Linked DNA regions of Homo sapiens: region 2 is linked to region 1. The links are chromatin contacts, found by Hi-C or POLR2A ChIA-PET in ENCODE. All regions are on one chromosome and are shown on one strand. Each heading gives the region's core, a stretch centred on a gene start or an enhancer-like site at or near the end of the contact. The rest is flanking DNA. Distances are from core to core; before and after follow the strand shown. Region 1 overlaps HMCN1 (hemicentin 1). Region 2 overlaps HMCN1 (hemicentin 1).

Region 1 (6,617 bases), core at 2,455-4,954:
AAAACTTCTCCTAGTGTGTTGGTACACACATGACAATTAGTAAAAGACATTTAATCTCTCCTTAGAATTATACTACCATGGAGTTGTATTGTGTACTTGACCATTCAACAAATGCTTGTAGAATGGATAAATTATATTGTGGTTCACACTCAGGTGCACAGTGTCATGCGCAGTTGAGGAATGTTTTTCTCTAAGCTTCTGAATATACAATAGGAATTTAAATTTTTTTGAGCATCCCAGAATATCCATTACAGATTATACAAAATTGGCTGCAAGTAAAGATTATTTCTATCCAATATACCAAAATTACTAACATGTCTGTCTATTTCCCACTTTCCTATTACATAAATTTTCATTCAAGGTCATTGTTGCACATGATAACCCTCCAAATAACTGTTATGCAAAGGAAATATGTTAAGTACCACTAAAGTGTAAAGCATAGTAGAATACATCTGAAGAGTGAGTAAGCACATTTGACTGGAAACAAAGCTTTAAAGAGGGGAAGGCATATTATCTCAACCATTGTGAGATAATAGTTTAATCTGAAAAATATTTACTCAGTGATTAAGCCAGCACTGTGCTATGAACTGAGGATTCAAGGACTCAGCAAAGCACAGTTCCTTGCCATCAGTGAGCTTATACAATAATGGAAGAATTTAGACATGCATATTTTGTTGAGAAGTGTTTAATGGTAGAGATAGAACAGTAGAAAGACTACTTGAATGAAAATTGTTATGGCATTAAGGTGTGAAGCAAGGGGAATATTAAAAATTCCCTATTTCAATATTAAACATTTATAATATTAAAAATTCTATAAAAAAAGAATCTCAGCTTAAAGGGAGCAATTTGTGGAGAAGGAGCAACAGGAGATAGAAAGATAGAAAGATTATTTGATCCAACACAAGTAGTGAAATATTTTAAGTAGGAACGTGATGTATATACCTCTTTACTGCAGGCAAAATAAAGTTAAGTGGAAGGAAAAGCAGAAAATCAGATAGGAGTTTGTACATGTAATAAAATTAGTGATAAGAAAAGTGACTAGTGGGAAGTGAAGAGAAAGGGAAGGGACAGATTTATGGAAGTCGAATGAATGACCACTGATTAGATGAAAGAAGAAGGAGGAGTCAAAAATGACTCAGGTTTTGAAACCAAATATCTATGCAGATAGCACGGTTAACAAAAATAGGGATGACACAGCAGAAAATATGAGTTCTGTTTTAAATGCACTAAATTGGAGAGGCATATAGAACACCCAGGAATAGAGGTCTAACAAGAAATTGAAAATGTAAAATTAGAACTTGAGAGATAAGTATGGTCAAAAGATACAAATATACTAGTTGTTGAGAGCGGTGTTATTTGTTAAACTAAATGCCTCAAAAATGCATATAAGTGATAGGAGGTAGGAGATAAGTTCTGCAAAAAGAGAAAGGACTGCTAACTCGATAACATTTTGGGGAATCTATGGCTGGTATATTTTCCAAAGTGAAGATCAGGTTACTACATCTTCTAGCCCCATGCAATTAAGAAAGTGACCTAATATTTAATGAGTCTCTCAGTTTTAGAGTCAATTTTTAACAGCTGATGCTCTGTTTCAACCTATTTAACAAATAATGCTCAAAGGCTGTAAGTTTTGATCGGGATCCAGTACAAGAAAAGATTCTCCACTTCATCCAGGCTAGCTACATTGTAAACTATTCTAATACTTGGTTCTTATGACCCTGATTAGATCTATGGTGTTCACGGTATCTGTATCAGAATATGAGACTGTTGGAGCCTGCTGAAAGACCCAATAGGAAAATCAAATAGGATTTCCAGAGTTTAATGATAAAGCCTTACTCCTTTCATGAATAACTATTTTCTTTCTGAGAAAGAGCTCTTACTTGTTGCACTCTGCTGCCATAAAGCCCACATGATCCCAAGCTGCCCTGCTTTTTATGTGATTGCTTATTCTAGGCCCTGACCTCCTTCAGGACAAGGTATTTTAGCTTATTTGTTGTTGGATGCCCAAATCTCAGCAGGGTGTTCAGCAATTATGTATTAATTGCTCAAATTATATTGATCAAAAGTCCATTCCCTTGGCCCTATAGTTATTGCTATCAGTTTGTCTGTTTGTCTATCTACCATTTATAATGGAGAAGTAAAATTTGAAAGAGCACTAATATTTCAACAGCAGTGAAATGGTTGACTAAAGTATGGAATATAGACATAATAGAATGTTATGCCATTATTCAAACCTGTGGTTTTAAACAATGCTGATGACATGGAAACAAACAGGATATAATTCTGAATCTAAAATATAATGTATAAAAGTGTAAATACAGCAAACTCACAATTTCATGTACCAATCCACATAATTATGAAGGAAATAAATGTGACAAGAATTGCTCTGAGGATGGGAACAGTTTTTGTTTAGGAAAACATATTGAGCCTATTCAAGTAGAAAATAAAACACAGAGATTATAGGTTAATAGGAAAAATGAAACAGAGTCAGAGTGAAAAGAATGACAAACAGAATGCATTTTATGTCAGATAGTCAGGGAAAGTTTCTCTGGCAGGTATGAAGTGAGCAGAAGTTTGAAGGAGTATGGAGACATGCCATGCTGGAATGATTTAGTAAAGAGTGTGATGGAGTAGAGAGATCACCTTGATTAGTTCCCAGGTGAGTAGTTAGCCCTAGCCATGGGTCCATAGCCATGAGTGCAAGCAAGTGCTTCACGATTAAGGCAGGCATCTGGCTGCTTCTGCAGATGGGTTAACAGGTATTGTGGTGGGAGCTTATGAACATTCTCTTCTGATTGCTTCTGTCTTCTCAATACAATAAGCAAGGTCATCAAATAAGAATGAGAAAAAGTAAGAGAAGAGGGGGTGTATGAGATCATCGTGTAAGAGAAGGCAGAGTGAATAGACATTTAATTTTATAAATATATAGCTATTATTTTGTGTGTTTTGGGTGAATTTCTAACTTATCCTTAAGTACACATTTTTCTAGTTCATATCACTTTACATATCTTCCATCCCTTCTTGAACAAAGTGTCAAACTGACAGAAAATAAAAAGGAAAACTTGCTCGTTCTAAAACTCCCAAAGCACCTTGTTATAACCAAAATATTCAATTGTTTTTGATGATGACGTAATTGAATTTTTCTCTCCACTCAACAGGGTGGTGGTGATTGCCCAGAAATGAGTATTGGAGCTATAAAAATTGCCTTGGAAATTTCTCTTCCTGGTTCTTTCATCTATGTTTTCACTGATGCTCGGTCCAAAGATTACCGGCTCACCCATGAGGTGCTGCAACTTATCCAACAGAAACAGTCACAAGTGAGTAAGAATCAACCCCAAACGTCTCTGTCTAAATGCAGTATGTAAGAGATTGCCTGTCCTCTTTGACTCTTCCATGTGTGGTCAATAACAATAATTATAACTATCTATCCACATGTATGTTCTCCAATATGTATATGTCATCTGATTTAAACATATTAAACATATATGTGATATTTATACATACCATATGAATGTCTTGGTTTTCAGTATGGAGAAGACATGATTGGGGATTAATTAAGGTACTTGTTATCATCTTTTCCTTATAACTGACAAAACACAGGCCTAACCAAAAAAGGCTTATATTCCAATGTTATCTCCGATGTGGAATCACGCCTGAGTCAGAGTTACTCATTGTATCAGCTATTGCTGCATGACAAACTTTTCAAACACTCAATGGTCTAAAACAATAAGCATTTATTTCTCACATGTTCACAGAGCTCAGTTGATCTAGGCCAGGCTTGCTCACTGGTGTGTCTAGGGAATAGTGTGGGTTTTGCTTATCTAAGCTTGACTGTCAGGAGACCTGGCTTTGCCTCATAGTTGTCTTACCCTCTTTTTGAGACCAGTAAGTTGGTTTAGGCATGTCCTTCTCATGGCCATGGCAGAAACACTTGAGAGCAAATGGAAATACACAAGCCCTCTTGGGTCTCAGCCCAGAACTTGTAGAATGTCATTTTTGCCTCATGCTATTGGCCAAAGGAAGTCACATGGACAAGCTTAGATTCACAGATGACAAAATAAGCTCTACCTCTTTTATAAGAAGAACTCAGAATCTTTTGACTGAGTGATACAGGGAGGGGTGAGGAATTGAGGCCATTCTCTGATCTAGCATAGTCATGGTCTCACTTCTACTTCTACAGCTTTTAGCCTACACTTCTAAAATATAAATCACCATGTTCCTATCTGGGTTCACTATTAAACAGAGTATAAAGTCAATAATTATATAAGCATACACACACACACACACACACACACACACACACACACACACACACACACATTCACATATTCTACTTGCCCAGTAATGTAACACAATAGGTAGTCAATACACATATTTTTTTATTTCTGGAAACCCTTTACACTGTTTCTTTTTTTTTTTTTAATCATAGGTCGTATTTGTTCTGACTGGAGATTGTGATGACAGGACCCATATTGGATATAAAGTCTATGAAGAAATTGCCTCTACAAGTTCTGGTCAAGTGTTCCATCTGGACAAAAAACAAGTTAATGAGGTCAGTTTAATAAAGGGAGTCTACTTTATTACCAGCTGCCTTATCAAAATCAGTTAGGCCAGCCTAATTATGACAGATTTGATTTCAAAAACAATTTTAACCAAAAGGTATAACTCCAAGGCCACAGTTCAATAAAGGCATTGAATAATGTGAAGAAATATAGGTATATTTATTTAATGTTAATTTTTAGATTGTATTACTTATAGCAACAAACTGCTAAATTTAATTGAATTTAACTGTTTAATTTTATTGGAATCAAAAATTTTTGTAGTTGTTCAGTAAGGTCAATTTGTGTTTTTGATGAATAACTTTCATATAGCTATTAAAATGAGGCTAAACTGGTTACTGAAGTAGAATGCGAAAAAGTTAATTATTGAGCAAAATTCTGATGAGGTTTGGTTTCTAAGATTAAAAGTAAAAAACTATGACTAACTAGTAACTATGTAGTTATCAAAAAACTGATAATATTTATAAATTATATTGTAAGAAAATTTAGTATTTTCTTAAAAAGTCCTTTAGATAGGTTTGTCATAATTTTTTTTTTTTTTTTTTTTTTTTTGAGGTGAAGTCTCGCTCTGTCACCTAGGCTGGAGTGCAGTGGCACAATCTCAGCTCACTGCGAGCTCTGCCTCCTGGGTTCACGCCATTCTCCTGCCTCAGCCTCCCGAGTAGCTGGGACTACAGGCGCCCACCACCACGCCCGGCTAATTTTTTTTGTATTTTTAGTAGAGACGGGGTTTCACCATGTTAGCCGGGATGATCTCGATCTCCTGACCTCGTGATCCGCCCGCCTCGGCCTCCCAAAGTGCTGGGATTACAGGCATGAGCCACCGCGTCTGGACCATAATTTCTTCTTTGTCCATTTTGCTGTCTTTCCTTGGCCTCACTCATAATGACCTTTTTTTAAACCTGTTTATGTATTTGACTCTCATTTAAGTTTCTAGGAACATACCAATACAAAGATAAGGGTTTTTTAAAATTTATTTTTATTTTTTGTTTAGTCCTTTTTTTTTTAAGTTCTGGGGTACATGTGCAGGATATGCAGGTTTGTTACATAGGTAAACGTGTGCCATGGCATAATTCATATTTGATTCATGTGGTCACTGTATCTCTACAAGTTCTATTAATTTCATGACAGACTCCTTTGTGTCTTAAATGAAATGGTTCAGTAGTTCTCTTATAGCTAAAGAGTTCTTATTATATCAAGGTGGAACTAATAGGACATTACAAATTTCTAGAGCAAAGAATCTAGCGAAAAATTTTTTTAATCAACATATTGAAATAGATAGATTTATAAAATTAATCTTAAAAATGTATTCTTGGAAGAAACAGTTTTAGAGAGGGTTATGCCTTAGGTTTATATTGTGTGCACTCTAGTGACTCAGAAATTCCTGGGAAGGGTCTGATGACTACACAGGGAGCCCTCAACAGTTGATTTGCCTCAATGTTTGCACGAGAATTTGGGAACCTGGGAAGAAAGGGATTGGGGAACAGTGCAGGAGTCTCTCAGACACTGGGTTCCTTGTCCTATCTCATACACTGTACTTGAACCTAAAGAAGGAAAAACTGCTCATAGAAATTGTCTTCAACCTGGAATTCTGTAAGACTCTAGGGTACAGTGAGCAGCATTAAGTGGGACTTAAGTGAGGAAGAATAGCATTCTCTCTTACATCAGCTTGTATATCACTTGCTTAGAGTTTTATGAGTTTCTGGGTGGGAGGTGGTGGTGGTGTGCAGTGCACAGAGATAGAGTGTTGGGGCCAGTATGCTGAATATGCCATGGCTAGTGGACATGGTCATTCCCAGGAGAAGTATTACAGAAGAGGCAAGAAGACACATGGCTGGCACCTAAGCTTTTGAAAGAATAGTTGCTCAATGGGACCTGTTTGTGAGCAGTCAGACACCACTTAGAGATTCCCAAAACAGGCTGAGCGCAGTGGCTCACGCCTGTAATCACAGCACTTTGGGAGGCCGCAGCAGGTGGATCACAAGGTCAGGAGTTCGAGACCAGCCTGGCCAACATGGTGAAAACCCGTCTCTACTAAAAATACAAAAATTAGTTGGG
Region 2 (6,617 bases), core at 2,601-5,100, 240 kb after region 1:
AAAAAGAATGAAATTCTGTCATTTATGACAACATGGATGAACCTGGAGAACATTAAACTATGTGAAATTAGCCAGGCACAGAAAGAAAATACCACATGATTTCATTCATGTGAAATTTTAAAAAGTTGATCTCATAGAAGTAGTGAATAGGACAGTGGTTACCAAAGACAAGGGAGACAGGGGGAGTAGGTCAGTGGGTACAAAGTTACAATTAGAAAGGAAGAATGAGTTCTGGTGTTCTATTGCACAGTAGGGTGACTATAGTTAATAATATACTATTGTATATCTCAGAGTAGCTAGTAGAGAGGAATTTCAATGCTTTCACCACAAAGAACTGATAAATGTTTGAAGTGATGGAAATGCTAATTACCCTGATTTGATAATTACACAATGTATACATGTATGGAAACATCACATTGTACTCCCTAAAGATGCATAATAATTATGTGTCAATGAGAGAAAAAAGAAAAACTGTGTGTCTGGGAGGTGCAGGGTGGGGTTGGGTAGCAAATTCCTGTACATCAATTCACAGAACATGAGGAGTAAGAGGAGATGACATAATGTGATCCTGTACATTCATTATTCACATATCAAGTATTAATTATTGAATATACGTTATATGACAGGTATGTTTCTAGCCATCATTTAACTATAATTATGAACATGTGTGGTGTGGCAAACATGCAAATGCATCACTAAGAAAGATATGATCTCAGCCCTCAACTTCCTCCATCTGTGGAAGACACAGATACTAAAGAAGTAATTACTTTTCAGTGTAATGAGGATTATATGGATAAAACAACATTCTGTGGGATGGTAGATTTCAGATTCGATCTCCTCAAGCATAAATCTGAGCCCTGAAGAGTAGGACTGTAGAGATGAGTGGGGAATTTTATATACATTTCTCACCTGGAGGTAATACAATTTGAATTGTCAATTTGCACTCCCTGAAACTGAGTGTAAGAGGAAGAGTAGCAAGAGACAAGACAAGAACTATATATGGGCAGATGCCAAACTATGCAAAGCTCTGAGAACTTTGAGGAAGTTTGGACCTCATTACCAAGGCAATGGAAGAATCTTAAGGAGAAATATTTTACAGCCAGATTTCGTTTCCAAAAAATCCCTCTGACAGAGTGACAGAGTGAAAAATGAATTGAAGAGGCTGCTGTATTCATACAGCCTGTAAATGCAGGGGCCTGGTCTAGCATGTGGCAGGGGGAGGGGGAGAGCGGGGAGAAAGAACTCAGGAGCAGAATCACAGACTGGTGCATTTCTGGATGAAGAAAATGAAGGAGAAAAACAACAATGATATTCTTAGTGGAATTCTTAAAGAACAGCCTGCCTTTAATAAAGTTGAAGAGTTTATAAGAATAATAATTTCTCAAAACAGATTTGAAAACTGGCTTAGAAGAAAGATGAGAAGTTTTAGCATTTCAGCATATGTTGAAAATTAATTCCATTAAACTCTGAAAAGTTCTTCACTTGAAGCAGTGCTACCACTCAGAATGCAAACATCTTAACTTGGGGAAATATTCTTTATTTAATTCTATCCATGTGGTGGGAGGTATCATGGTATAGTGGTTCTGAAAAGTCCAGTGTGGCTAGACCACTGAAAACAAGGGACAGCATATTACAAAATAGGGGGTTTTCATAGGGCCAGGTCATAGAGCACTTTTTTGACCACATTAAGAAGTCTGCTTTTTATCCTGTAACAATGAGAAATCATTCAAAGTTCTAAAAACGGAATAACAAATAGAACTACAGTTTGAGAAGAGCACTCTGGCTATAAAATGCAAGGCTACTTGGACCAGGACAAGAATGGATTCCGAGAGACCAGTATAAGGAATTGTGTTTGGCTGTGAATTACAGAGTTGAAATATGGTGGGTTAAACACAGTACTTCTGTTTTTCTCACTGGGATGGCTGGAGGTAGGCAGTTGTTGGATTGGTTCAGCAGTTCAAATATTTTCAGTTCTTTTGAACCTTTACAACATGGTTGTTTGGTGATCAATGCAGTATCTGCTCACCCCTAGCATAACTAGATGCTGTTCTAGATGCAACAATAGAGCAGGAAACTAGGAAGGGCAAAGTGTTGCCCCTTTAGAAAAGAATTAAGACTTTCTTACAAGCCCCACAAAACCACATCCACCTACATCTCATTGGTCAGAATTGTCATATACCACTCCATCCACTCCATCTACTCTCTGCTAAAGAGGCTAGGAAATGTAATTTGTTTAGCACATTGACAATCCCAACAAAATTTGAGTCTGTTAATCAGAAAGAAATCAGTAATTTTGGGTAGGCACCTACAACTAGGAAGAAAAAAAAAACATTAAGTAAATGGTATTGTAGCTCAAATTAGAGTGAGGGAGATGAGAGAAAAAGGTGTATTCTGGAAATAAGTACAGTGGAAGTATTAGGACTTGGTTGTAGACTGGGACACAAGGGAGTGATGAAGAAGGTATCAAGCATGACTCTTAGTTTCTGGCTTATGTGACTAATTGGTAAATTCATCACTTAGATGCAGAAAATACTGGAAAAAAACAAGTTTTGAGAAATAAGGCAATAGGTTCAGTCTGAATACATGTTGAGTTTTAAGTGATTTTCAAACATCCAAATGGAGATGTTTATTTGATAATTGCATTTATGAATCTGGAGCTCAGAAGAGAGTCTAGGCTGGAAATATAAATTCTGGAGTTATTGGAGTATAGACAACTCTTACTCTGCCCGAAGTACAAGACATATGGACAAAACACAGAGTAAAATAGTTCACAATCACTTAACACAGGTAAGATCTGGACAGTCTGGGGTTTGAACTACACAAGAGCATGTTAATACTGTTACTGCTGCTACTATTTTAAATCCAGTGATTATAAACTTTGGGGTGGGGGCAGTGAGCATGCCTTATTAATCTTTGTATTCATGATGATTGACATATACTAAATAACCGAGAAGTAAGAGGAGTAAATAATTGACTATGGCAAACCAGGAATTAGATAAGTGTTTTGAGTAGTACAAACAACTTGATACGAAAATGAAAAAGCATAGACATTTTATAATTAGTTCAGAGAATCAATAAATGATTTATAGTTTTCACAAATGAACTTGAGGACAATGTAACCGTGATGGTACTTGGGCATTCTCAGTTGCGGGACTATGAGGAGCAAGAAAGGACGAAGCTTGTTGAGAGATTTGAAGTCTAGGTTACATATAAGTATGTTAAAATTAAATAATGACAAAGATAGATCTAGACCATATTGTGGAAGTCTTGGAAACCATGATGAGTTTTTATTTAATCCAGTAAGCAACATGGAGCCATTAAAATCTTTTAAGCAGAAAATCTTAGATTAATATTAAACTGCACTTCAGAAAATGTATTTTGACAGCAATATGTAAGATAGATAGAAGTAAAAAGAGGTCATGTGGGACAGTGGTGTAGAAATGCTGACTTCATTATAATCTAAGAAGGAGAACTGACTTAGTATATTATCTTTCTCCAGAAGGAAAACAGAGACTAACAGATGGTAGAAATTTTAGGAAGCAGATTTTAATAATACCAACAGTTGCAGTAAACACTGTAGTAGTAATAAGTTTTTTAAAACCTTTAATTGTAAAATAGATACAGAAACACACAAAAAAGTGTATAATGTATCTCACTGACGCCACACACTGATCCTATTAGGTAAATAATGTTGGTATCCCCATTTTAGAGATTTGCTCAAATCCATGAAACTAATAATTGTTGACACCAGCATTAAAACTCAGACTCCAGATCTTCTGCTATGAGTCACTGTTCTAAACTATGTGCCTTATTAAAGAAAAAAGAAAGAAAAACAAACCTGCTAACCCCTGGCGCTGTCCAACAGCTATTTTGGCTGCCTTGTCAAATAGTAAGCTGGAAACTTGAACTATGAAAGTGTCATAGAAAACGCAAATGGTCATCATAAGGGGAATGTGTTTTAAAGGAATTACCAAAGTTGGGAGTAGTTAGACTAAAGAACCTTAAATGTTTCTTCCCAGTGTTTAGATTGTTTGACCTTCTCTTGAGAAAGGTAATTTTAGAAGTATAAGTAACAAAAGAGGAAGTTACTCCCATCCAGACATAACAAATGTGTTTTATACAGAAATTATCTCCAAATGTAACTATTTTTTCTTCTGCTTAGTCATTGTTTCCTCTCAAAGTTCTGCATGGAAAAGATGATAGCAAAATTCCACAGTATTCACGCATTGTTTTTGTAGAAACTATTGGTATTTAAAGATACAAAAACATAATAATATGCTAAGTCCCTCTAAAAAAAAAAGTGGTACAAGCTGCGTTTGGTTTTTATTGTTTTCAAATCTTTCAGTCAAGTGAGACTGTTCTAATTAACTGAGTTTGAACTGTTGTTCAATAATTGCATGGTAATGAATTGCCATTTACTTCATTATCTCTCATAGGCATGATCCATCCCTTTTGAAAGTGTGTCAATGAGAAATGGTAATGACATCTAGGAATTATTTCACTTTCCTTGTTCTAATCAATTTTTATCATGTGAATGTGAATTTGTGTTGGATTTTCAAGTTTTTCTAACGAGCAATATTTTATGAAACTGTGGGTTTATTATTATTTTTGATTCCCTTTAAATAGAACCACCTCACATTAATGGATCTGAAGAACATGAAGAGATATCAGTAATTGTTAATAACCCACTTGAACTTACCTGCATTGCTTCTGGAATCCCAGCCCCTAAAATGACCTGGATGAAAGATGGCCGGCCCCTTCCACAGACGGATCAAGTGCAAACTCTAGGAGGAGGAGAGGTTCTTCGAATTTCTACTGCTCAGGTAAGTGTCAAAGTTCATAGAATTATTTTAGGTTAGGTCAAACTTCTCACTTGCTAATATATGAGATTTGTTAAATTATGTCTTTGAATCCTTATATATCACAGATCTGTGTAACTGGAGCAGGATGGATTAGTCCTATGATATGCATGATTGGGTAACTTGATTAAAAGGAAGACAAAGCAGTATCATATTAAACTCCGAAGAAAGCAAGATACCTTTCCATTAACTTTTGCAAGTTTTCACAGTGCTATAAGTGTTAGTATATTTCCCAAAGTTCTTAATTTATACTATGTACCCCTTAATGGAACTGGCAAAAAGCAATCCAACATGCATATATATAAGGTTTCAAAGAGCACTTTTGATCTCCAAAATGAACTAGCCGATATGGAAGTCTGAAGAGACACAATTTTTCAAATAATGATCAGTTTAATAAAATTGACTTGGTTTAGTTTATGTTTAAGAAAACTGATCTGAAATGTGAATATATTAAAAGAGAAGTATGTCTGGGATGTCTTATTGTAGCAATCTTCTATTCTACTAGTAAAGGCAAACCTTATGTTACAATTATTCTCCATCTGAGCCCTAATGCCATCATTTATAAACTGGGGATAAAAGTAATAATCATGCCTCATTCATACACTGAGGGATTTAAAGAAATAATCCAACATGATGTGCTTAGACTGGTGCCACAGGCATGTAGTAAATGCTTTCAAAAAAAGACTTAGGATTGTTCCTGCTGTTGCTGTTGTTACCATAATCATCATTCCTCTGAATGTAGAATAACAAATTATTTGATCATATTTTGTTGCATTTTTCACTGAGAATGGAAGAAAGGGAACTGGAAGAAAAGAGCTAAGAGTTATAAACTCTCTACTATGTCCTGTTGTGTTCATCTCTGTGCTATCTATCCCACCCATTCCCCTCATGGCAACTCTGTGAGGCAATGTGTCTATCCCACAAATCCAAAATCAGGTGCAGAGAGATTAAGTACTTATCTGCCAAGTACTCATTGCTGCTCAGTGATGGAGCTAGGCCTCAATCCTTAGTCTGATTCAGAAGCCTAGCCAGTGCATCTCAGCACAGTGCATTTCTAGCATCTTCGAGTGCATACCTTCCATTCCCCTTTTTTCTCTCCATTTCAAACATTACAGTAACTTAGAGTCAGGTTAAACTAAAACCATGTATTGAATCAAAACTCTTGAATGATATAATTTCAACAAACAAAAAGTAGGCAAAAGAATTTGTGACATTAGGAATAGCATGGAGACAGAAAAGTATGTGGAATAGAATCATGAATATAAAAAAAATGACAAATAAAGCTTGAAAGGGAAGTTAAGGCCATTACTGTAGGTCTTAAAGGCAAGAACAAAAAGTCGAGTTATAAGAAAACAAGATGAAGGTGTCATAGAGTGTTAAATGATGGCCAGATTTACCATGTGTTCTAGCTATTGTGGAGAATCCATAAGACCTAAGATATGTGACATGTGTCAGCCTTCAAGAAGTTTCTAGATGTCTAGGGGAGAAAAATGACTGTATACATAAGATACAATTAGATATGAGTCAATAATAGAAACATTAAAAACAATATGGAAGTGGAAAATTAAATATCATTAAGCCCCCAGACTGATTTTGGTTACTCTGCTCCTTTATGTTTTCATAGCAATTTGTATATACTTCTGTAGTAACTCTTACTGCATTATATTTTGCTTATCTCAACTTTGTTTTTTCGTGTATTTATCTGCAACATCTACTTATGCCTGGTACATTATGGATGTGGATGCTTTGCAAATTGCG

The links. A loop is a pair of places that touch in the nucleus more often than their neighbours do. ChIA-PET counts read pairs that join two places held with the same protein, here RNA polymerase II (POLR2A).
Region 2: a map of aorta shows a loop between it and region 1 (2.4-fold over the local background). The contact joins two enhancer-like sites. A Hi-C loop is called at or near these places in 2 of 168 maps with a recorded cell type or tissue (aorta and endothelial cell of umbilical vein). POLR2A ChIA-PET finds 5 or more read pairs at or near these places in 3 of 52 experiments (AG04450, Panc1 and activated naive CD4-positive, alpha-beta T cell).

What each region holds. Positions count from the first base shown.
Region 1 is chr1:185,861,312-185,867,928 of GRCh38, forward strand. HMCN1 (hemicentin 1) reads left to right here. Exons shown (of 107, transcript NM_031935.3): 3 at 3,159-3,317; 4 at 4,430-4,552. Among named protein-coding and RNA genes, the nearest start is that of HMCN1, 130 kb to the left of the region's middle. Within about 2 kb of position 3,705, at least 3 of the 41 ENCODE cell types and tissues checked have a DNase peak (open chromatin) inside an H3K27ac peak, as active enhancers do.
Region 2 is chr1:186,098,846-186,105,462 of GRCh38, forward strand. It overlaps HMCN1 (hemicentin 1), which reads left to right. Exons shown (of 107, transcript NM_031935.3): 69 at 4,627-4,823. Among named protein-coding and RNA genes, the nearest start is that of PRG4, 190 kb to the right of the region's middle. Within about 2 kb of position 3,851, at least 3 of the 41 ENCODE cell types and tissues checked have a DNase peak (open chromatin) inside an H3K27ac peak, as active enhancers do.